Linked DNA regions of Homo sapiens: region 2 is linked to region 1. The links are chromatin contacts, found by Hi-C or POLR2A ChIA-PET in ENCODE. All regions are on one chromosome and are shown on one strand. Each heading gives the region's core, a stretch centred on a gene start or an enhancer-like site at or near the end of the contact. The rest is flanking DNA. Distances are from core to core; before and after follow the strand shown. Region 1 has its middle 15 kb from the start of RUNX1. Region 2 has its middle 140 kb from the start of RUNX1.

Evidence for each region. A loop is a pair of places that touch in the nucleus more often than their neighbours do. ChIA-PET counts read pairs that join two places held with the same protein, here RNA polymerase II (POLR2A). Pooled maps may share reads with other maps.
Region 2: a loop to region 1 is called in a map of GM18951, with 2.5 times the contacts of the local background. The contact joins two enhancer-like sites. A Hi-C loop is called at or near these places in 8 of 168 maps with a recorded cell type or tissue (B cell, GM18951, OCI-LY7 and 5 more), 15 of 37 single-sample maps with no recorded cell type and 10 of 50 pooled maps. POLR2A ChIA-PET finds 5 or more read pairs at or near these places in 2 of 52 experiments (MCF 10A and activated B cell).

Annotation. Positions count from the first base shown.
Region 1 is chr21:35,062,515-35,065,520 of GRCh38, forward strand. No RefSeq gene overlaps it. Among named protein-coding and RNA genes, the nearest start is that of RUNX1, 15 kb to the left of the region's middle. Within about 2 kb of position 1,382, at least 2 of the 41 ENCODE cell types and tissues checked have a DNase peak (open chromatin) inside an H3K27ac peak, as active enhancers do; they include PC-9, where a contact is called at or near this core.
Region 2 is chr21:35,188,942-35,191,947 of GRCh38, forward strand. No RefSeq gene overlaps it. Among named protein-coding and RNA genes, the nearest start is that of RUNX1, 140 kb to the left of the region's middle. Within about 2 kb of position 1,615, at least 4 of the 41 ENCODE cell types and tissues checked have a DNase peak (open chromatin) inside an H3K27ac peak, as active enhancers do; they include PC-9, where a contact is called at or near this core.

The sequences.
Region 1 (3,006 bases), core at 132-2,631:
GTGAAATATTATTCTGTCCTAAGAAGAAGTGAAATTGTGATGTGCACTACAACACGGGTGGACATTAAAAGCATTATATTTAGTGAAATCATCCAGACACAGAAGGACAAATATTGTACGATTCTACTTATGTAAGGTAGCCAAAATAGACAAATTCATAGAGACAGAAGGTAGAATAGAGGCTACCAGGGGCTGACAGGTTGAGGGAAAGGCAAACCATTGTTGGATGAGCATAGAATTTCAGATTGGAAAGATAAAATTCTGGAGATGGATAGCAGTGATAGTCGCTTAACAAAGTGAATGTAATTAATGGCACAGAATTGCACACGAATGAATAGTTAAAATGATAAATATTATGTATATTTTACCACAATAAAAAAAATTAAGTGGCTTGTATGATTAGAATTCTTTGTGTTTAAAATAACTCTTTATATCCATGATAAGACTCTTATATAATGGTTTATATAATGGTCTGTACATCTTCTGGGTGAGTAGCAGTGGATTTATTTATTAATTATTACTCATCCCCTTCCCCTTATCAATGCTGGGTTGGACACTTGGATATAGATATGGCCAAGACCCGGCTCTTGGCTTTAGGTGATTGGGTTAGTGTAGTCTATCTTTTGTCGTGAGACCCTCAAGAAGGCTTGTTTAATTCAGTGTGCAACACAGTTAATATAATACTTCTTAACTCATTGGCATTACTAAATCTTTATTATTTTTATGATAATTAGAGGAAGCAATTAGAAGACTGTCCAGCAAAATGATTCTTCAGAAAGTTTCTGATTTAGCTGCATTCTCTGTGGCACTCTATACCTGCTGTCTACTTACAGAGGAACGTAGAGTTGTGTCTTAATTGAGAAAAATAAAACTTAAAATCATTTTTTTCTAGAATATAAATTACTATTATTAGGGTTGACTGCAAAAACTCTACAGACCCACAAACTCAGACACACACACAAACACATACACACATACATACACACACAAACACAAACACACACACAAACACACATACACAAACACACACACACAAACACACACAAACACACACACACACACACACACACACACGCTTTAGTCCAGGATATTGATTTCACTTTAAACTCTGGCCTCACTTGGCACGAATGTTTGGGCAAGCCCTAACATATTACCTTTGGGTATTCCCCATTCCTGTAGTTAGTCAACCACACAGAGGGCAGATCTAGAGGAGATAACTGATTTAATGATAAGTTAAAGGATTAATCCTTTTTCTGCAGCATCTTAATATGCAGAGATTATCTTGTCTGATGCCTGAGTTATAAATATATTGCCACTCGTGTTTAATCCCACACACCACCTATCTTTTCCTTGAATCTACTCAAGTGTTCAACAACAGCCTTCTAGGTTTCTGCCTCCCAGGTAATTCAGATGAAACCAGGAAATCATGCTGATAAAATAGTTTCATCCTGCTTGGAATTGCGTACCTCGCAGTGCACCCTTTTCAGAGAAGCTAAAGGAAATTCAAAATAAGAGATGGAGTCATGACTCGGGGATGACAACTATGTCTCTGTGTTCTGCTGTATTCAGGACAGTGTGGATCATGGACTACCTAGGACCTGCTTCTGAAGGTAGTGAGAAGCAGACTCAACCATGAATTCCTTTAGACTCAGAGCCCTTCACCTATTAATATATACAACATACACACATTTTAACTCCAAGACTTCCATTTTTATTCCTATCACTTATCCAATCTAGGGAGCTTTAGCTTACCCTCTCTTTTTGAGTGGACTGAAAACATTTGGATAAATCAGGTGATTCCACCGTACTTCAAACCCTCACCTTAATGGAGAAACATATTTTTGGCCCATCACTTCCTTTGAATTTCAAGTTTATCCCTACCAAGGACATATTTCTCTGATGTACTGAGGGTAGGCTTGCCAGACTTAGCAAAACAAAACAAAACAAAACAGAAAAACAAACAAAAAACAGCATGTATTGTTAACTCTGAAGTTTTGAGAAACAATGAATGAGTTTTTAGCATGTCCCAAATACAGCATGGGACACGGGTAAAGAATTATTCATTGCTTGTTTGTAATTCAAACTTAACTGGGCAGATTTAATTCATTTACTTTAATTCATTTAATCTGGCAATCCCTGTTGACAGCCAAGATGTGAGACATGCATGTGGACACATTTCACCTAAGAAACAGAAAGCTTTGGGGGTTTATTTAAACATACAGGAGAAGATAATAGAGTACGCCATTGAACTTCAATCACTGCAGGCTGCTGTGGATTTTTTTTTTTTCCTTTTTTCTTGCATCCTTTTCAAGGACCTGGAGAAGTGTTAAATACCAGGCTCACCCTGCTAATGGTTTGCCCACCAGTAAGAAACAATGGCAAAAGGGATCATTTACCTTGTTTTCTCCATGCGGGACTCACCTGCTTTCGGGTCCAGGCGAACTCGCTGTGGTATTGTTCTTCTCTGCTCGGTTTCCAAAGGAGAGCCCAGGCGCGTTAATTGCTGGGTGGCAGCTACACTAAATGCAAGTGGACGACAGCTGGGTGCCGGGCTCGCTCTGCAAGAGAAGGTTTGGGTTTCCATTGTAGTCCGCATCATAATCCGCACCCTTCCATCTGCACTAACTGTTGTTTTAGGTCTCAAGTAATTGGCTGGAGCTGAAAACATAAACACCTCCACGCGCTTGCCCTTATCATTTTCTTTTTATGTTGGTTTAGGAAATACACCTGAGAGACCAAATGCATACAATGAATCCAGCAATTACCAACCACCATGGGCGGACAGCAAATGCTCAAACAACAAAACACCCAAGGATGGGCGGCTGCTGGCTTCTGACTTTCCTCATGGGGATGGGGGTCCCAGATCTGGGTCTAGGACTCCCTCCCACTTCTGTCCTGGGACAGCTGATTTCAATACTGCCAAAGACGTGGAACTTTTCTTAAGAAGGTTCTCTCCTGATTTATTTTGAGTAAACAACTGATACAGGTTATGTATAGTGCTGGGAA
Region 2 (3,006 bases), core at 365-2,864, 130 kb after region 1:
AGAGAAAAAAAGAAATATTTTTAAAACTGTAAACTGTTAAAAAAAAAAAGAAGATGTGAACTATAAAACACACACACACACACACACACACACACAAACAAAAAAAAATCTCAAGTTATCCTTTAGATAGTCCAATCTGCTTTAAACTTTGGCCCGAGTTATTTTCACGAACATCCTCTGTTTCCAATGGAGTAGATACCATATAAGACAGAACACTACAAATCACTTTGTGTAAACTCACCAAAGAAAGGGTGGGGGGGGGGAGAAAAATCAGCACAGAGTCTGCTCTTAATTAAAACCAGCTGATGATGTACAGCGATTTGTCTGGAGCACCCTGGCTGCGCTGGTTCCCTGACAGCTGAACATTCTTTCCTGCCTGTACTGTTTGAACTATGTCCAATGGTGAAATCGTTAAACCTTTGATAACTGTAGTTTAAATGCGAGAAGGGAGCGGGGGAGCTTTCTGTTTTAAGCAAGAAAGAGAGATGAGTGTTGTATTACACAAATTAACAGTTAAAAAGTTAGTACTTATTAGATCATTTTCACTGGCTTTTGGTAGAATGCCTCTGGACATTTTCAGATTACCTATTGACACTTTTTCACGGCACAAATGTCAAAAATCTCACTTCCTCTCTTCTTCCCTAGGGGATTCTTGCTGTAGTTAGAAGGGAAATAGTATGAACCACCTGGTCTTACTCAAAGAAGCCTTGGGGATAGGTTAATTTCACAGTTGAAAGCTCCATGTGGGGGATACATTTACATATTTACTAATACAGAAAGGGCTACCAAAAGAAAAAAATCATGTGACTTCAGGAGAACTGCTCACAAACACACAAAACACTCTGTTTCATCCTTGAGTTTGACAGATGCTTGATAGGGAACAAAGAATAACCAAGCTGTTCATCTCCAAATACCAAAGTAACTTTAAAATGAATTGCTGTTCACAGTTTCTGGAAGACAAATCGGCATTACGAGGATGTAAATAATAACCTGTCTGTGTGTTCATACACACCCTAAACGTTTAAAAGATATTTTTAGGTATAAAATATTTCAAAAACACAATACCCTTTCTAAAACAGCCATCATGATATATCTGTATTATAGGAAAGTGCAGATATATACAGATAGTACGTAGTTATATTCATAGAAACATAGATGACAGATGGGTAGATAGGTAGATAGATTAATACTTAGTGTTTCAAATTATACTTGGAGCAATTTTTTTTTTTTTGAGACAGAGTCTCATTCCATCACCCAGGCTGAAGTGCAGTGGCACGATCTCAGCTCGTTGCAACTCGTGCCTCAGCCTCCCAAGTAGCTGTAATTATAGGTGCGAGTCACAGCACACTGCCCAAATTTCCTTTTTAAACTTTGGTTTCAGCATAGCCCTGTCTACTACTTGGAGGTGATTTTGGTGTTTGGATATGTTAATACATTTTTGCCAACCATGGTAGCCATGGGGTCTGGCACAATGCTGTAACCCCATTCTTTCAATAGAACGAATGCCCCTTAGGCTGTAAGTGTGGCCCCTGTTTCCTTTGAAGGGCTTTTAGAAATAGACAGAGTGTCTTTTCCCTGGGACTCTGGACTCCTGGGGCAAAGCTTTTTAAGACAGGTGTGAAAATTATCCTGGTTGATTCAGAAATGAGTCATTGTCTCCTGGCTGCTGCTACTGATCTCAAGCTAGCAAAGGTCAAATGAAGTTCTGGTTCACATAAAGACATTCTATGCTGAGTTTTAAGCATCACTGGGGAGTCTTCCAATTCATTTGATTTGGGAGAGCTCAACAACATTGCTGATGTAGTTATCTTTGTCCAGTTAAACTTTTGCCAGACAACCATGGGACTTCTGGCCCACAGGAAGGTAAGGGAAGATAGAAATTAGATTAAAAGACACCCAAGTCCAAACACAATTTCACCAGACAGGTAAATATCTTAATGCCAATTAGTTTTGACAAATATGAGACATATTTGGCTTTGTTCTATCTAGGGGTACTTTTTCATTTAATCAATCTCTCAATTAAAATTCTTTAGCATTGCTTATTTAGAGTCAAATAAATAAATATATCTGTCTGGGTATAATTCATTTAAATTAGAGCACAATGTTTGCTCTATTTGCCTTACATATTGTCATTCAGGAAACATAAGTACTCATGAAATTTTGATTTCTATTAGTTAAACTGTATAAGCATGAAGGAGTTAGTAGGGTGGTAAGCCATGTGGGTTGTCTACACTCAACGCTTTTCTACCTCCACACATCTCCTTGCTCAGAAAGCTCCCCTCCACCAGCGTCCCAAAATATCAGAGAGTAGATGTATCAGCCCCCATGCAGCTGGGCTATGAGTATTGGCTGTGGACTGGGACCTGAAGGCAGGCATCTCGAGCACTTTGGAAAAGGTTTTCTTCTCTAATTACAAAGCCCTGCCTGGAAGGACGTGTCTCCCTTCTCCGGCCAGCTGTTGCTGTGCCTACAAGTGACCTCCGTAACAATTAATTCTATCTTGTGACCTGAGGATTCTGTGCAGAACAAGAGACACAGCACAGATTTTTGATGACATCAACAAGCCATCAAATTGACCCTCTACTCACTTACCTCTGAGCTTCAATTTCTTCATCCTTAAAATGGAAAGAATAAAAGCATTTGCTTTAGGTTTTTTGATTTTTGGGGGATGTGAGAATTAAATAAAATAATGCAAATAAATCCACTTGATATTATGCCAAGGACATAAGACATGCTTGTTTTTAGCTTCTATCATTATTTTTATTACCACTTACAACTACATGATACTATGTTTTCAGAGAAATTGAAATAGTTCCTAAAAGCCTTCATATGTTCAACAAAGATCATAATGTAAGCAGGAGTAAAATATCTGTCAGTCAGTACATTTCTTACATAATCAATGCTTTTCCAGAATAATGTTTTTAAAAAACATTTTGAGGAGTAATTCTGAGAGAGACACCTGGATAGCTTATGAAACTGTTTAGTTCTCTCACATAGGATCTGCCA